Linked DNA regions of Homo sapiens: region 1 is linked to region 2. The links are chromatin loops, found by intact Hi-C in ENCODE. Cell type or tissue: OCI-LY7. All regions are shown on one strand.

Region 1 (8,000 bases), 470 kb before region 2:
TTTGTAAGATTTCTTTAACTTTGTGTTTAAATCTTCTACTAAGATTTTCATTTCTGCTATCAAGTTTCTAAATTCCAAAGCCCCTCCTTTCCCCCCTTTTCTTCTTTCCTTTCTGTCTTCCTTTTCTTTTTTCCTCTCTTCCTTCCTCCCTTCTTTACTCTTTCTTTTCTTCCCTCCTCCATTTACTCCTCCTCTGCATTCTCTCCCTGCATTTCTTCTTTTCCTCCTTCCTTTTTTTCATCTTTCTTTTCTCATTATTTAAGGTTCTTTGAAAATATTTTTTTCTTGGATGCAATATCTGTACGTATTTTTCTGCCACTATTAATTATTGCTTCACTTACAGTGATTCCTGCAAACTTTCAATCTTCTCTAAGGTGGGGCTTTGTTTATTTATTTTATTTGCATCTTCCAGGTGACATGGTTTTCTGGTGCCTTGGCAACTGCTCACGATGCATGGGAAGACTAAACACTTTGTGTACAGCATTCTGTCTCATCCAGTGAAGACTTCCTCTGGATTATTGCAGCAGACACCTCTAACCTCCTTAATCTGTGTATGTAACCTAATCACTCTTTTTTTTTTTTTTTTTTTGAGACAGAGTCTCACTCTGTCATCCAGGCTGGAGTGCAGTAGCATGATCTCGGCTCACTGCAACCACCTCTGCCTCCCGGGTTCAAGCCATTCTCCTGCCTCAGCCTCCCGAGTAGCTGAGATTACAGGCATACGCCACCATGCCTGGCTAATTTTTTGTGTATTTTCAGTAGAGATGGGGTTTCACCATGTTGGTCAGGCTGGTCTCAAACTCCCGACCTTGTGATCCACCCACCTCGGCCTCCCAAAGTGCTGGGATTACGGGTGTGAGCCACTGTGCCCAGTCGAATGTTTGATATTTTTAAGAACCTTTTAGGTGTGGTTTTGCATTTTCACTCTTTTCATGCTTTAAAGCACACATCTTGTTACAACTCTTCCATGGAAAATCTCTGCCTTCCAGGGCTAAGCAAGGCTGTCCTTGGTGTGGCTTGCAGACTGAATTCAGCCAGCATGGTGCTATTTGATTTTACTTACAACAAACAAACAACTGTTCAGATTATTAGACAATGGAATGGGAATACCTTTGGAGTCACAATTTCTCCAATTCGCCATGTCTCTCTGTTGCTCTACAACTGTAAGGAGAGAAAAATAATTAGAAGAAGAGTCTCCCTCAATAGAGAGGCAGACATACACACCTGGTGATCATCACTGTGGTCCTGCCCACCCTGGCACAGGTGGGTCAGACAAACCTGGTCTGATTCTGATTTACTTTGCCTGAGGGAGTTAACAAAGGTTTCAGAGAGAGGGAATCAGAAAACCCTCATGTAAAACAGATACCATACATGTTAGATCGAATTACAATGGAGTAAACATTTCTTTCTTATTAATGTTGTTAGTGCTGTGTTTCTTGTCCTATTCAGTGACATGCTTTGACCTAGTAATTTTTATACGTGGACTGATTTTCAGATGCATGTGGGCATAAATTAAATACCAAGCATCTAATGTGGACTTGTGTATTTCTTTTTTTTTTTTAGACTGAATCTTGCTCTGTCGCCAGGCTGGAGTGCAGTGGTGCGATATTGGCTCACTGCAACCTCCGCCTCTCGGGTTCAAGCGATTATCCTGCCTCAGCCTTTTGAGTAGCTGGGACTACAGGCACATGGTACCATGCCAGACTAATTTTTGTATTTTTAGTAGAGATGGGATTATCACTATGTTGGCCAAGATGGTTTTGATCTCTTGACTTCGTGATCCGCCCTCCTCGGCCTCCCAAAGTGCTGGGATTTCAGGCGTTAGCCACCGCACCCAGCCTGGACTTGTCTATTTCATTTGGAGAACTTCAATTGATCTAAATCTACTTTGCAGCTTTTCATTGTTAATTTTGAATTTATTTAAACAAGTAAAATATTTAAGACATTTGTGTGGAAAACCTGTAACAAATTGCATTTGGTTCAATCCCTGATTATGTTTTAGATATGCCAACTCTTTTTCTCTCTTTTTTTAAAAATTTGATAAATACTGAAACCAATTCAATTTAGATCAAATACATTACATTTCCACTAGAGGGAGGAAAAGCGCTAATTTTGAACCTTTATGAGGGAACTGTGCTTTTGCCGAGATAATCACTTCCCTCATTACACACAAACTGTGTCTGGAAAAACAACAGTAGTTCCTTTCATTTTTATTTAAATCTCTTCTCTAATGGGAAAACAAAGGACAAAACAGGGAACACTTCTAGGTCAAAGTAGCAAATCTTTAAAAGTGGCTAATTTCTTGCTTCAAGAATTCTAAATACAGCCCCCAGGGTCAGAAAAATATTCAAAGGAAAACCTTAGTGATCATGGAACGCAATCTCTTTCTTTAATAGTGGTGAAAAATGAGGCCCACAGAGAGGCCTGCCCTGCCTAGGGTCATGTAATTTGTTAGTAGCAGATGCACGCGAGAATAGAAGTTCTGCAGTTCTTTTTCTAGTGCTCTTTATAATGCAGTATGGTCTCAGCATATCTGATGCAGTAAATGATATGTACATACACACACATTTTTTTAGGTACATATATATGGATGCATATGTTTTCTTCCATGTGAGGTAATGATTTGAAATTTGGCTTTAAGAGACATTCTGGGGATTTTATGTGTCCTTGTTTATTTGCTCTTAAAACCTCCCTACCCCCTCGTCATTGTAGAACTCTGGATGCACTGCTTATGTTGGATACAGCTAATGGGTCCTGCAAGGCCCAGGCTCTTGTAATTATTGAGCAATCGCCAAAATACTGTGGTTTAGAAAACACATCATAAACTTTTCTGTGGAGTCTCCAAAATTTTTATTAACATGCATGACATTAATGGTTGTGCTTATTTTGCCATAATTGAGGGTGTGTCCCATTTCTCTCAAATAAGAAGGCATTCAAGGGAGCTATCAAATTTCACTTTTGGCTGAACCTGGTCTGTAAGCTTTTCCAAACCTAATGCATTTATGCTCATCTTTGAGATTGAAAACATTATTTTCTGTGTTTTAATTGAAGAAAAAAAAATCCAAACACTCAAGTTCTCCATTCTGAAGCTGTAATTAAGAAAATATCCATCAATAAATGTGTAATTATTTTAAGCCATAATTTTTTTTCAGTAGGTCCTGTTGTAATAACTAACGATTGAAGAGTTTTCCTCATGCCTCCAAATGTCCTCACTAGTGTCTCTAGACTATTTCTACCTGAAGAGAGCTTGCATTAAAAATAAGGGTTAGGGTTAGGGAATTTGGAGATACATTTATAAGGTGAACTTTGGGTGGAACTGTGGTCATTTTATTAATTTTAAAAATTATTAATTCTTCCTCTTCTATGTGCATACATGCAAAGTAATGAATGAAGGAACTTCTGGCTACAAGCAGATGTAGGTACCACTTCTAACTGAGTTTGTGACCTCTGACAAGTTATTCATCTCTGGACTTTAGTTTTTTATTTGCAAAATAAGAAGGTCAGACATGAGGAGGACCAAGAGCCCATTTCTAGTGGGCCATGACTTTAATTTGCCATGATGAGTGGAAGTCACTTATAGTCTTAAATGCCTTATAATTTTTAACAGGATCATAACACAAGATATGCTGTTTTATGCCATTCTGTTACTATTCTAATAACTTGGGAAAGCATGGTATTGGTATATAATGTGTTCCATAATGCATTGGTTCCCTCAAAACCTTCAAGTAAATCAGTCTTTTGTAAAAAGACTTCACTTTATGTTCCCTAGGGAAATCGAAGTGACTTCTATGATGACTAAGGAGTGACCATTTCTATCACTTCCTTAGTCCAGTCCTTCATCTCCCATGAGAATCAACTGAGTCATTTCCTCCCTGATCTTCCTGCTGACACAATGCTCTACCGCCCCCTACAGTCTATTCTTTGAGCAGCACCCAATACCATCCCTACTAAACTTAATTAAAATCAACTCACCCACCTGTTCATCATGCTTAGGGCTTCATTCAGGCCTTGGTTCAGGTCTCTATTCAGCATTGCTCTTACAAGGGGCCTTCTCTACTACTCAGTCCCAGATAGTGCCTTGCATCGTTCTCCTCCCCTTGGCTCTACCTCCTTACTATTAATACCTACCTCTGTCTATGTCTATGTCCATGGCCATGTCTATGTCTGTATCACATCCATCATCATAACTGCATCTGTGTCTCTGATTACACTTGTATCTCTATCTATATGCATAGCTCTGCCTGTACCCACGTGCATATCAACAACCTTATCTATATCTGTAATATGCCTGTGTTGATTTCTACTCCTGAACTGGAGTCTGCACTCCATGAAGGCATGGACTTTGTTTTGCTCATTACTGTCATTTCAGTGTTTGGAACAATGCCTGGTATATACCAGGTTGGTGCAAAAGTCATTGTGGTGGTTTTGCTATTAAAAGTAATGGCTAAACACCACAATGACTTTTGCAAAGGAGCTCAATAAATATTTCTCAAATATTTATTGAGGTACAAATGTGGAACATTGACTTGAAGTGTCAATCAGACTTGACTGAGATTCGGATTGGGGCCCTTTTAGCTGTGTGATTGTGGACAAGTTATTTAATTTCCATGAGACTTCATTTTCTCATTTATAAATCAGAAATGTCATCATTTTTCTCAAAGGTCTTTTGTGAGGATAAAATTAGATATTATAATGAAAAAGAGCCATCTCAGCCCTGGCCAGGAAAAGCTCCAAGTTGAGGTCAATCTCCTTCTCCTTTCTGCTGTCTTGTTGAGAACATCCAGAATTTTATGCATTTTCTGGCTTCAAAGAGAAGCACACCTATTAATATTCACTGCTGGTTATCTTGAAAGTTGGAAAACCAAGACTTCCCAGCTGCAGGAGACGACATTAGATAAACATAAACATGACTTTCCACAGGAGGGACTGTCCCAATGCAGAGCAGATTTACTCGACTTTAAGCATGCTGATGGTAAATGTTCTCCCCCAAGGTCAAGAGCAATGGTGGTTTATTATTTAATTTTATTAGTAGACAAAAATGGGCAGTTAAGGACTGTATTTTTGCCACTAGAGAGCATCACCTTAAGCATTTTCCCCATCACCTGACATAAGTGACACTGTCTTATGAATTAAAACTTTGAAAGAGGCCTCTTTCTTTTTGTGGTTAAAAACCAAATACTTTTCCAATGGAGAATGCATCTCCCTTGGAAATAGTAAACATTCTAGTCAAGGAAAAGATGACCACTAAGCATCTGCTACGAGTTTCATACACCTCATTGTGCATATTGTTCACATCAAACCAAGCATCAGCTGCTACACTGATGTTGCGTAACCAGCCCCAGGTCATGTGGCTAATTACCCGTGGGTCCTGGAATCCATCTCATGTCTGTCTGACTCTGGAGCCAGGAAAGGGCTCCACCAGTGCTCTGTGATGCCTCAGGTGATGCAGAGCCAGTCTCTACTGATGGTTCTATCAAAAAACAAAAAAAACCAAAAACTGAGAGACAGAATCCCAAGTGTGTATAGTGTTACATTTGTGGAGCTCTTTGTTGTTCACTAATGGCTCCTTTATAAATCATTTCAGTTTTTCCCAGCTATAAAGTCACAAGATTTTATATCACTTTTCAGAGAAAGCAGAAGTTGTATGACTCTACTGAAGGTCCCAGTTAATAAGGAGCAGAGACCGGAATTCCTCCTTCTGATGGTAGACCCTTACTCTTTCCGCCATTCTCTGTGGACTTTTAGAAGAACTTTCATCCCGTAGTTACAGTCTTACTTATGCTTTTGCTGAGCATTTTCTAATAGACAGTCAGTCTAGCAACTGCTGGGAACACACAGAACCTAAACTAATGTGGACAAAGTCTCTGTCCTCGCACAGCTTTCGTTCTGAAGGACAGAGACAGGCAATAAACAAATAAATGTGTCTTTATAGTAGAATGATTTATAATCCTTTGGGTATATACCCAGTAAGGGCATTGCTGGGCCAAATGGTATTTCTGGTTCTAGATCCTTGAGGAATTGCCACACTGTCTTCCACAATGGTTGAACTAATATACACTCCCAACAGTGTAAAAGTGTTCCTGTTTCTCCACAGCTTCACCAGCATCTGTTGTTTCCTGACTTTTTAATAATTGCCATTCTGACTGGTATGAAATGGTATCTCTTTGTGGTTTTGATTTGCATTTCTCTAATGACCAGTGATGATGAGCTTTTTAAAATATGTTTGTTGGCTGCATAAATGGTTCATTTAATGTGTTTAAATGTACAGATTTTGTAACACTAAGAAGTTGCAATGCTATAATAACAGCATATCTTAGGTTGGGCATGGTGGCTTATGCCTGTAATCCTAGCACTTTGGGAGGCCAAGGCAGGTGGATCATTTGAATTTGAGGTCAGGAGTTTGAGGCCAGACTGGCCAACAAGGTGAAACCCCATCTCTACTAAAAATACAAAAATTAGCCGGTTGTGATAGTGGGTGCTTGTAATCCCAGCTACTCAGAAGGCTGAGACAGAAAAATTGCTTGAACCTGGAAGGTGGAGGTTGCAGTGAGCCGAGGTCACACCACTCCAGCCTGGGCAATGGAGACTCCGTCTCAAAAAAAAAAAAAAAAAAAAAAGTACATAATGTGCTTAGAATTTCAAAATTGTAAAAATTGTTTTGTTTCTTTTAATTCAAAGATATCTACATGCTTTTAAAATCAGTAAAGTTGCAATTAGCTGAAAAAAAATGCATAAGATATCAGGTGGTGTAAATACCACAGACAAGTCAAGTTCGTGAGGGGATAGGAGTACAACAGGGACAGGTTGAGGTTTTAAGTTGGGTGATGGGAGAAAGCTGCTTTGCTGGAGATGTTTGGGCACCTGATGGGAGTGACAAAGCCAGCCAGGGGATTGGCAGGGTTAAAGCAGCAACATCAGCACGATTATTTACAGCATCAACAAAACATTTAAAAAGCCGATTCTGTTTCCTAAATGTGAGGAGCTATCTGCTGCAGATCCAGTTGTGTTCCCTGAGAACAGGGAAGTGCAATGTAATGAAAGTCAGCCCCATTCCTTGAAGAAAAGTCCTCGTCTGAGCATCAGGAAATGGCCGAGCTGGTGTGTGATCTGCAAAGCGCATCTCACCCTGCCTGCTCTCTAAGACCCGGACAAAGCATGCTTTTGGTTTAAAGTAGTTTCTCTCAAAAGACTGCAATCTTCCTGGCAGATATCATGCATTTTTATCATATTTCCCAGAACAGCTCAGATTCTCAAGGACCATATACGTGAATTATCTATAGTGCAGTTAAATGTCATGAAGTTGTCTAAGCCTTTTTAATTAATAGGATTCATAAGTGCTCACTGGAAGTCAGTACTGTGGAATTCATTTTTTTCCTACTTGACATTTATGTAGCACTCTTTAACATTTGAAATATATTATCTCATTTTATTGTCGCAACAAGCCCATGAAGGAGTTGAATAGGAGATATATTATCTGTTTCTTCTACCTCTCTCCTTCCTTTCCTTTTCTTCCTTCCTTCCTTCCCTCCCTCCCTCCCTCCCTCCTCCCTCCCTCCCTCCCTTCCTTCCTTCCTTCCTTCCCTTCCTCCCTCCCTCCCTCCCTTCCTTCCTTCCAAAATGGAAAGTTAAATGGTATTTGATGGGAAGAAAACTGCTGGAATTCTACTGACTTAAAAATAACAGGATATACTTTCCAATCATCAAAATTAACAAACGTTTGTAGAAAATATAATGTTTGCTTGCTGAGAAGAGTCTGTGAGACAGCATCCCCTGCCATGGGAATGTAAAAAGATACAAATCTTATGGAAGGCCACGTGGGAAAATGCACCAGGAATTTAAAAAATGTGTTTACCTTTTGACATCAAAATTGTACTCCCCAAAGACATCATTAGAACTGCAATAAAAGTCAATAAACCAAAAATATTTATCCCAGCATTACTTATGAGAGCAAAACTTGGAATAAAGCAAATTGCTTAACAATAGGGAAAGGTTAAGTGAGC
Region 2 (8,000 bases):
GAGCCGCTCTAGATCCAAGAAGGAACACGGAGAACAATGGGATAGCACCAGTGTCTGAATAGGAGAAAAGTGATGGCAGGAAGCAACCGTATTATTTAAAGTTTAAATATACTATATTAAGTACTGGAAAAGTACAGCAAAAAGAGCTGAAAAAGTCATGAATCAAGTTATAACATTTTGAAGCACTTGAGGATGCAGTACCAGGACAAGTGCCCCTTCTGACCTGCAGAGTCTGCCTTCATCAAAATCACTTTTTACTATAATGGAGCAGCCTGGAGGTCAACCCTTTTTTCTGGGTCATCCAAAGCCCCCTCATTTTTTCCTCCCAAGCAGCGAGAGGCCATCCAACTGTGTGACATGCTTTGGTTTGGTATGTTCCAAATTCTGTAAAGAGAAATCTATAATACTGAGTTTGATTTCCTGCCAGCAGATGTCCTTCTCCATCAAATCAAAGGCAAAAGAACCCAGGCTCACTCTTCGTTGTGTCCAATTTTCTCAGTCTTGGCTCTATGGGGGTCTCTGCAGCTCTTGGGGGGTTGGGCTCGCTGCCAGGCAGCTTCCAAGGCTGGCTCTCCCCTGGCTCAGACTCTGATGAAGTTCTTGACCACCAGGGTTAATGGAGTCCGCCTGACACGGCAGGTCTGGCAGGGGCCCCCAGGGGGATGTGCCCTAGGGAGAAGGAGAACCTGCTTTCACACTCAGAGGCTGGGGCAGGGCTGGAGGAAAGTGGCCCCCTTATTACAACTGGGATTTGAGTGAGTATGACTCTGATCATCCTAAATCATTGAGACTCTATCCTGGTGAAGCACTTCCCTCCAGTCAGCAGGCCGAGGACCAGATGGGGGCAGTTGGCCCAGGGCTATCAGACACCACTGGATGGAGGCCCACACTGGGTAGATGCACCTTCCCCCAGGCCCTCAATCAGCCCCTTGGAAGCTTGGAGAGGATCCTTTAGGTGATGAATGGCCAGGAGAGAGAAGCACATGGGAAAATTCCCTCTCACTTGGCATAGATCTCCACTGCTGCAGAGGAAATACTGCAGGCAGACTTCATCACAAACCTCAGGGAGGATTTATTTGCACCAAGGGAGGTGGGATTGTGTCCTGTGTTGTAATTAACATCAATGAATTTCTCTTTAAGTCAAGAATTTTTGTTGTTATCAAGCCTTTTTTTAGATTAATCTGAAACCCCCAAAAAGAGGAGATAATAGAAATTTCCCTATCTTACATTCAGAAAAATGTGATACATGTAGTTTATGTGAGAAGATAGAGTCAAGGAGAATGTGGAGTGAGGTAGGGGTAGGATCCCGTTAAGTAAAAATGAGGAAGTAAAGGTAATATATGTAATCAGCATTTATTATGTGGGTACCTACTATGTGCAGACGTTATAGTAGGGAAATTTACACATCTTTTTTTCTTTAAAGCTCTGTGATGTTTTTTAAGATTGTAATTATTAACCTTGTTTTAGATATTTGGAACTTGAAACGCTAACAGGCTAAGTATATTTCTAATATGACAAAGCTAATAGGTGTCTAATATGACAAAGATAATAAGTAGTATTTGAACACATCTGTCTGAATCTACCTCATAAAAATAAGGAATACTGTGTCCAACCCCAGGCCTAGAACATGTCATCCCTAATTCTTTGATAATTCATCTCTAGCCATCCTTCACATTTCAGCTTATACACTGAACTTCTGCAATTTTTTTAAATGGAACTTCCACAATTCCCCTGAACACTTTCTTCATTTTCCTCATTGCAGTGGGGGATTTTCTCCTTAGTTGTGTAAGGGTTTTTTTGTTGAGTATTTGTTGGTGATAATATCTTTTTTTTGTTTTTTTGGTTTTTTTTAGATGGAGTTTTGCTCTTATTGCCCAGGCTGTAGTGCAATGGCACAATATTGGCTCATTGCAACCTCTGCCTCCTGGGTACAAGTAATTCTCCTGTCTCAGCCTCCAGAGTAGCTGGGATTACAGGCGCCTCCCACCACGCCCGGCTAATTTTTTGGTATTTTTAGTAGAGACAGGCTTTCACCATGTTGGCCAGGCTGGTCTTGAACTCCTGACCTCAGGTGACCTGCCCTCCTTTGCCTCCCAAAGTGCTGGGATTATAGGCATGAGCCACCACACCTGGCTGATAGTATCTTTTTTTGGTGATTGTTATATTCTTAATGACCAGCCTATGACAAATAAGCATGTCCTAAGTGAACGAATGAATGACTGAATGAATGAATGACAACTAGGTAGCATTGATGATCTAGAGTCCATACTTGGCCTTAATAGTGCTTTTGTGCATTTTCAGAACTGGTTATGACTGTCATACAAGTCAGGCTTTGTTTTCTAATCCTGTCCCGGGAAAACAAAATCCAGTGTTGATATTGCCTAGACATCTCCCTCAAAATATCTAATGTACATTTCATCCATAAAACATTCCCTAGGCTGGAATTCTCATTCATCTTCATTCCTCACTGTGCATCAAGTCATATTATGCTCAGCTATTAGTAATATATACCCACAGTATTAAACATATAGTTGGATAATCTGTTATATTATTTACATAATAGAATTGTGGTGGGCATAAATGTTAATAAATAACAATGCAATATTATTAGTGATCACTTATACTTGCAAAATGATAAATTATTCAGGAGTCTCTTAATTCTTGAATGTAATATTATATTAAATGGAAACTATCGAAGGTATATTTTATTCAAAGCAGACTCGCAACATTTGTACTTTTGAGAGGTCCAATCATCTCACTCTGACTTTATGATTAAAGGAGCCTCGGTGTCACAGAGATTCAAGTTAACTCTGTAAATCGCTGAGGACATTATGAGTTTTCCCAGAATGTCCTAACACTACTGTGTTCACAGAATACTTATTTGAAATGTATGGGAAATCAACTTCCAGGGTTTCTCAGAGGTACTTAAAAGGGGCACTCAGTCACAAATGTTAGAAAGAGAATTTGCCAGATGACCACAGCATATGTTCCAGTGATTTCCACAATCTGGAAAATTATTTTCAGGTCACAGAACAATTTTGCATGGTTCTAGTCTCAAAATCAGAGTTGGTGGTTGAGCACCAGAGAATACTTTTCTCACACTGAAGTTTTGATGGGGAGAGATCTAAAGGTTTCTGAACACTCACTACCTGCCATGTATTTCACTTCTTGTTTTCTTTAATCTTTGCAACAACTCTGAGCTACAAGCTTTAATGCACACGCTAGCCCTCATTCTAAAGCCAAGTAAACAATCCTAGAGCCGCTGAGTAGCTCTTGCCGAAAGGTCTAGAGAAGCGGCAAAGTAGACACTCAAACCCAGATTTACCTTGGGTCAAAACATATGCTCTTTCCACTCCATCCCATGCCAAACCAAGGAAACAAATGTGCCTTTTCCATTATTTTCCTTTGTCAATATTTTGGGTGCTATTTTCTTTCCATCATAAATATAAATCCAACTTCTGTTGTATGTCAATGACTGTGTAATATTTGGGGAAACTGTGGGAACAATCAAGATTCGGTGTCTTCTTCCGTGAACATTTAAACAATTTAAAAACTTAGATCTATTCACTTACTATTTTTCTAAGTGAAGTTAGACTTAACAGGTTTGGCTTTGTTTCTTTAACTACAGCACTACACTGGAGCTGAGCTTGCTTCTGGCCATGGAGTGATACCCCTATGATTCCACTGAAATTACTTTTCCCAAAGCATCCAAACCCCTCAGGTCCAAGGCTGAGACCTGGCTTTCTGAACTGGAGTCCAGCTTTGCAGAGTGACAAGATTTCTGTTTTACTGTAAGGTTTGCACTCCCTTGAATTTTCACTAAACTTCTGCTTCCTAAGCCAGAGGTGCTGCCCCAGGGACGCCCGGGAGGCCTGGATGCAAAGCCCCTCTGCCACCTGGTGACGGGCATGGGAACTGCTCCATCCTGGAATTCTGGGGCCTGGAACAAAGCCTGACCATGATTTATTTTATTATTTATTTATTTTTTTGAGAAGGAACCTCGCTCTTTCGCCAGGCTGGAGTGCAGTGGTGTGATCTCAGCTCACGGCAACCTCCACCTCCCAGGTTCAAAGGATTCTCCTGCCTCAGCTTCCCGAGAAGCTGAGACCACAGGCACGCGCCACCATGCCTGGCAAATTTTTGTATTTTTAATAGAGACGGGGTTTCACCATGTTGGCCAGGATGGTCTCAATCTCTTGACCTCATGATCCGCCTGTCTTGGCCTCCCAAAGTGCTAGGATTACAGGTGTGAGCCACCACACCTGGTTTATTTTTTATTTAAAAAAAAAATTTTATTAATTTCATTTAATTGTATTTGTCCTCAGTGAAGCAGCACTGTCACCCTGGGTCTTATTTTTGGGAAAGTCTCAGTGTCCAGGTTACATTGGCTAAGTCCTTGAGTCCATGAGGAAAGTCAGTCTGAGGGCACTGGCCTCACTTTTTTCACCTTTGGCTTTCTCTTTCCTCCTGTCAGTTTGCTTTCAGAACAGTCCCTGAGAACGTGAGAAACTGCGAATTTACCTTTATGACCAAAATACATTCTTAAGCTTTGGTTTACAAATGGAACCCTTTGGGAAACGACAAAAGAGAAGTGAAAGTTCTCTTAAAGAAATCTCTCAGTCTTCGTGTTTAAGATTCCCCTGGCTGAATGAATGGCCACCACTGACAGAGCTGTTTCTAGATTACCTCCTCGCCTCCTTTCTCCAGATCCAGGTGCTCTCACTTGACTCTATATTGAATGCACAGACTTGGGGAATACTCATTAGACTTCTCCGAGTCTAATGAGTGGCTAATGTTAAGAACCACTGTGAGTCTAGGCCCAGAATACTAAAAACAAAAGGAAAAGGCTGTATCAATCACTTGGATTCACTCTTGTTTGAGGGAAGACAACTAATTAGAAAACTTTAGAACAACAAGATTCAAACATGGTAACCCATGTTTGAATTAATTAAAATCTGAATTAATCTAAGATTATTAGCCCTAGTTCATAATCAAATAGGTCTTTAACATACTATACTAACTTTAAACATTTCAAGTTCACACAGTTTCACACTACAATTTTTGCATTTCTGAAAATTTATATGAAAAAAAGAGTATAAAATGGAAAAGACCTTTAGATCTACCCGAGTTCTCACTTAAACAGGTCTGATGGATTGCAAGTAGAAATGATAAAAGAAGTGGAGGTCAAGTAATCATGGGTGCTTAAGGTCTTGAAAGTATCTAGAATATGTTGCCACCTTTATAAGGTTTCTGGTCTTTGCATACTTAACACATTTTGAGTTCTACAGAGTTTGGCTTTTCATTTTATTGCATTACTTATTCCACAAAAACACTTAAAATAGGTACTTATTTTTAACATTTTTTCTACTAATAAATAAAACATTGTATTGATAAAAACGTGTCACAGTTTCTTTTTCAAGACATCCAGGGAGTAAAGAGGGTGCACGTGAACAAAAAAATTCCACCAAAAATACAAATGACAAGTGTATTTACAGATATTCAGCCATCTTAAAAGAAGCATTTATGGGGATTGTAATGTTAAATGCACACAAGATGAGAAACAAATATCAAAACTGAAGAATTCATATAGAAATGGCAATTAAACAGATGGTACCGGGCAACCAGGCCCAAAGTTTAGTGGTCAATATAAGTCATATACAAGTTAACGTTAATCAGTTAACCAAAATTATAATTAAAAGTGCCTTCTAAACAATACTTCAACTGAAAAAAAAGAAGAGAGAGAGAGTGGAAAAAAAAGGTGTGGATTTCCTCAAGATGGCACATTATATCCATGGACTAGTTCTGCTGAGTTTTATTTTTTTTTTAGAGGCAGTCTCGCTCTGTCGCCCAGGCTGGAGTGCAGTGGCACAATCTCAGCTCACTGCAAGCTCTGCCTCTTGAGTTCACTCCATTCTCCTGCCTCAGCCTCCCGAGTAGCTGGGACTACAGGCACCCGCCACCACGCATGGCTAATTTTTTGACTAGAATTGCACTGAGCGGGGGATATAGGAAAAAGATCCCCTTGTCGCCCAGCTGACTCTGGGGTATTGTGGGTAACATTTTTCCCCAAAGATAAGAAGTTACTGGATACTTCCTACTTAGTTACCTGTGACTGGAAAGACGTGTTTCGTTCTGGTTTTTACATTTTTTTAAATGGGGAAGAAAACAGTAGAAGTACATTTTAGATCTCATCCATCTCTCTGAGAACAAACAAATAGGCCAAAAAATAAAATTCTCCAAAAAAATAACCCCAATAACTAAAAGATTCTGAAGGCTAACACACTGGACCTTCTCTGCCCCGTGTTCTAGTGGGAGAGGAAAAAGGTAGAGAAAATGGACAGAAACCAAAATTTATTGAACAGCTGAAATGTTCCAGACTCTATGCTAAGTTTCTCATGCTCATGATTTTATTATGGTCTTAAATCAACCTTTTGAAAAAGGTGTTATCTCTGCCTCACAAATCAAGGGATTGCGCCTCAGAGAGGTTAAGCAACTTGCAAAATGCCTCATAGTCAAAATGCAACAAATCTTTTATTTGAAACCAGATCGGTTTCACTGATGTTCACACTGCATGCTCTATGCTAAGATTGAAGGTGGAAGAGGAAGAGAGCAGGACATTTGTAACAAAAGTCCCCGTGCTATGTTACTGTTTGTCTCAGATATTGATGGGTTCCAATCCCCTCCATACTGCGTGCGTGACTTTTGTTTCCCTGGATCCACACCTCATTAAATACGTCATAGCTCCTTGGAAGGTGAGATCATTACCATGCCACACATTTGTAGATCCTCAGAAGATGGCCTTGCTTGGTGCGGCTCAGCAAGCGATGAGCACAGCCAGTGGGTTGGCTGTCAATTCCTTTCTTTTTCAGGATAGACATATTTTACTGTAAACCTGTCCATGTCATTGTTGTTTGAATTCGTGAAAAGCTGGCGCCCCTGGCAAGCGAACTCAGGAGGAAACACTGACGATGTCTCCTCCTCCCATTCTCATGCTGCACCAGAGGAGGACCTGGTGGAGAAAAGTATAGACTGAGACCCTCCCGGGGTTGAAACGTTGCTGTTGAAACCTTTTGTTCTACCTTAGTTTCCACATGACATAATCCTCTCTCCTCCAGCATTACACTTAGAGATGAGTTGAACAGAGAGAACCACATTTTTTACCCTTCTGTTGTTCCATTGTTAACAAAAATTAAAATGCAATAAGTACCTATATATTCCCATAAAAATGTGAAACTTGGAACAAGAAGAAATTTCAAGGCAGAAAAGAACACACACTTGTGTTGACACGGATCTGAATAAACAATGACTTGCAAACACACACTCTGAAATAGCAATTGTGACAGCCTATGATGGAATCATGGAGTTGCTAGAGTTGCCCTTCTGGCTTTTTCAAAACTGTTAAAATTGTACTAACTCTTTTTTAGTTCAAGTTAGTAATCTCTATCAGAAAGCTTTGCCTTGTACATTCCGCAGGATTGAGAAGCTCATCAGGGTTCTGACACATCACTCTATGGTACCTGCGAGAGAACTCACCACACTGCAGAGGAACCATGAGCTTCTTCATCAGTTTCTCCCACAGTCTGAAAGTATCTGTGAGTTTTTCTAGTGCACGGTCAATCTTGTCACCTTGAAAATGTTCAATTAAATGTGTATTCAAATGAATGTCAAACTAAGGATCATCTTGGGTTTTATTGGATTTGTCACAATAGATACCAAACTTAATAGGAGAATTTTTTTAAAGATATTTTGGAAACCTTTGCCACTTACCCAGGCTTATACTATTGCTTGCTTTCCTATAACATCTAAAATGATACGTATACTACATATTTTGACCTTAAGTGCTGAAACATTCAGTTTTTCATTGACCAAATGTATGAGATTAGAGTTAAGAAATACATTTTTAAAAAAGGGTCCTAGGATTATCAAAGCCTGGGAATCAGCCACCTCATCTGAATATTCTGCTCTTTGCTAAGGAGGGTGAGGCTGAACAGAGGGACTCA

The links. A loop is a pair of places that touch in the nucleus more often than their neighbours do. Peaks named below come from ENCODE experiments on the same cell type or tissue, not always from the same donor. Only the 100,000 strongest peaks of a DNase experiment are listed, where the experiment ranks them.
Region 1: a loop joins it to region 2, with 3 times the contacts of the local background. A loop is called at or near these places in 7 of 110 quality-filtered maps.

Annotation. Positions count from the first base shown.
Region 1 is chr2:6,822,519-6,830,518 of GRCh38, reverse strand. NRIR (negative regulator of interferon response) reads left to right here. Exons shown (of 4, transcript NR_126359.1): 3 at 413-551; 4 at 1,564-1,965. Among named protein-coding and RNA genes, the nearest start is that of NRIR, 14 kb to the left of the region's middle. RefSeq lists an enhancer at 3,827-4,121. In OCI-LY7, CTCF peaks have their summits at 1,902, 2,101 (motif pointing right), 3,685 and 3,898 (motif pointing left); DNase peaks (open chromatin) are centred at 2,118 and 3,878.
Region 2 is chr2:6,348,999-6,356,998 of GRCh38, reverse strand. No RefSeq gene overlaps it. Among named protein-coding and RNA genes, the nearest start is that of LINC01247, 22 kb to the left of the region's middle. RefSeq lists an enhancer at 4,584-4,703. In OCI-LY7, CTCF peaks have their summits at 225, 426 and 3,928 (motif pointing left); DNase peaks (open chromatin) are centred at 448, 3,198 and 4,558; H3K4me3 peaks cover 1,798 bases; H3K27ac peaks cover 5,813 bases.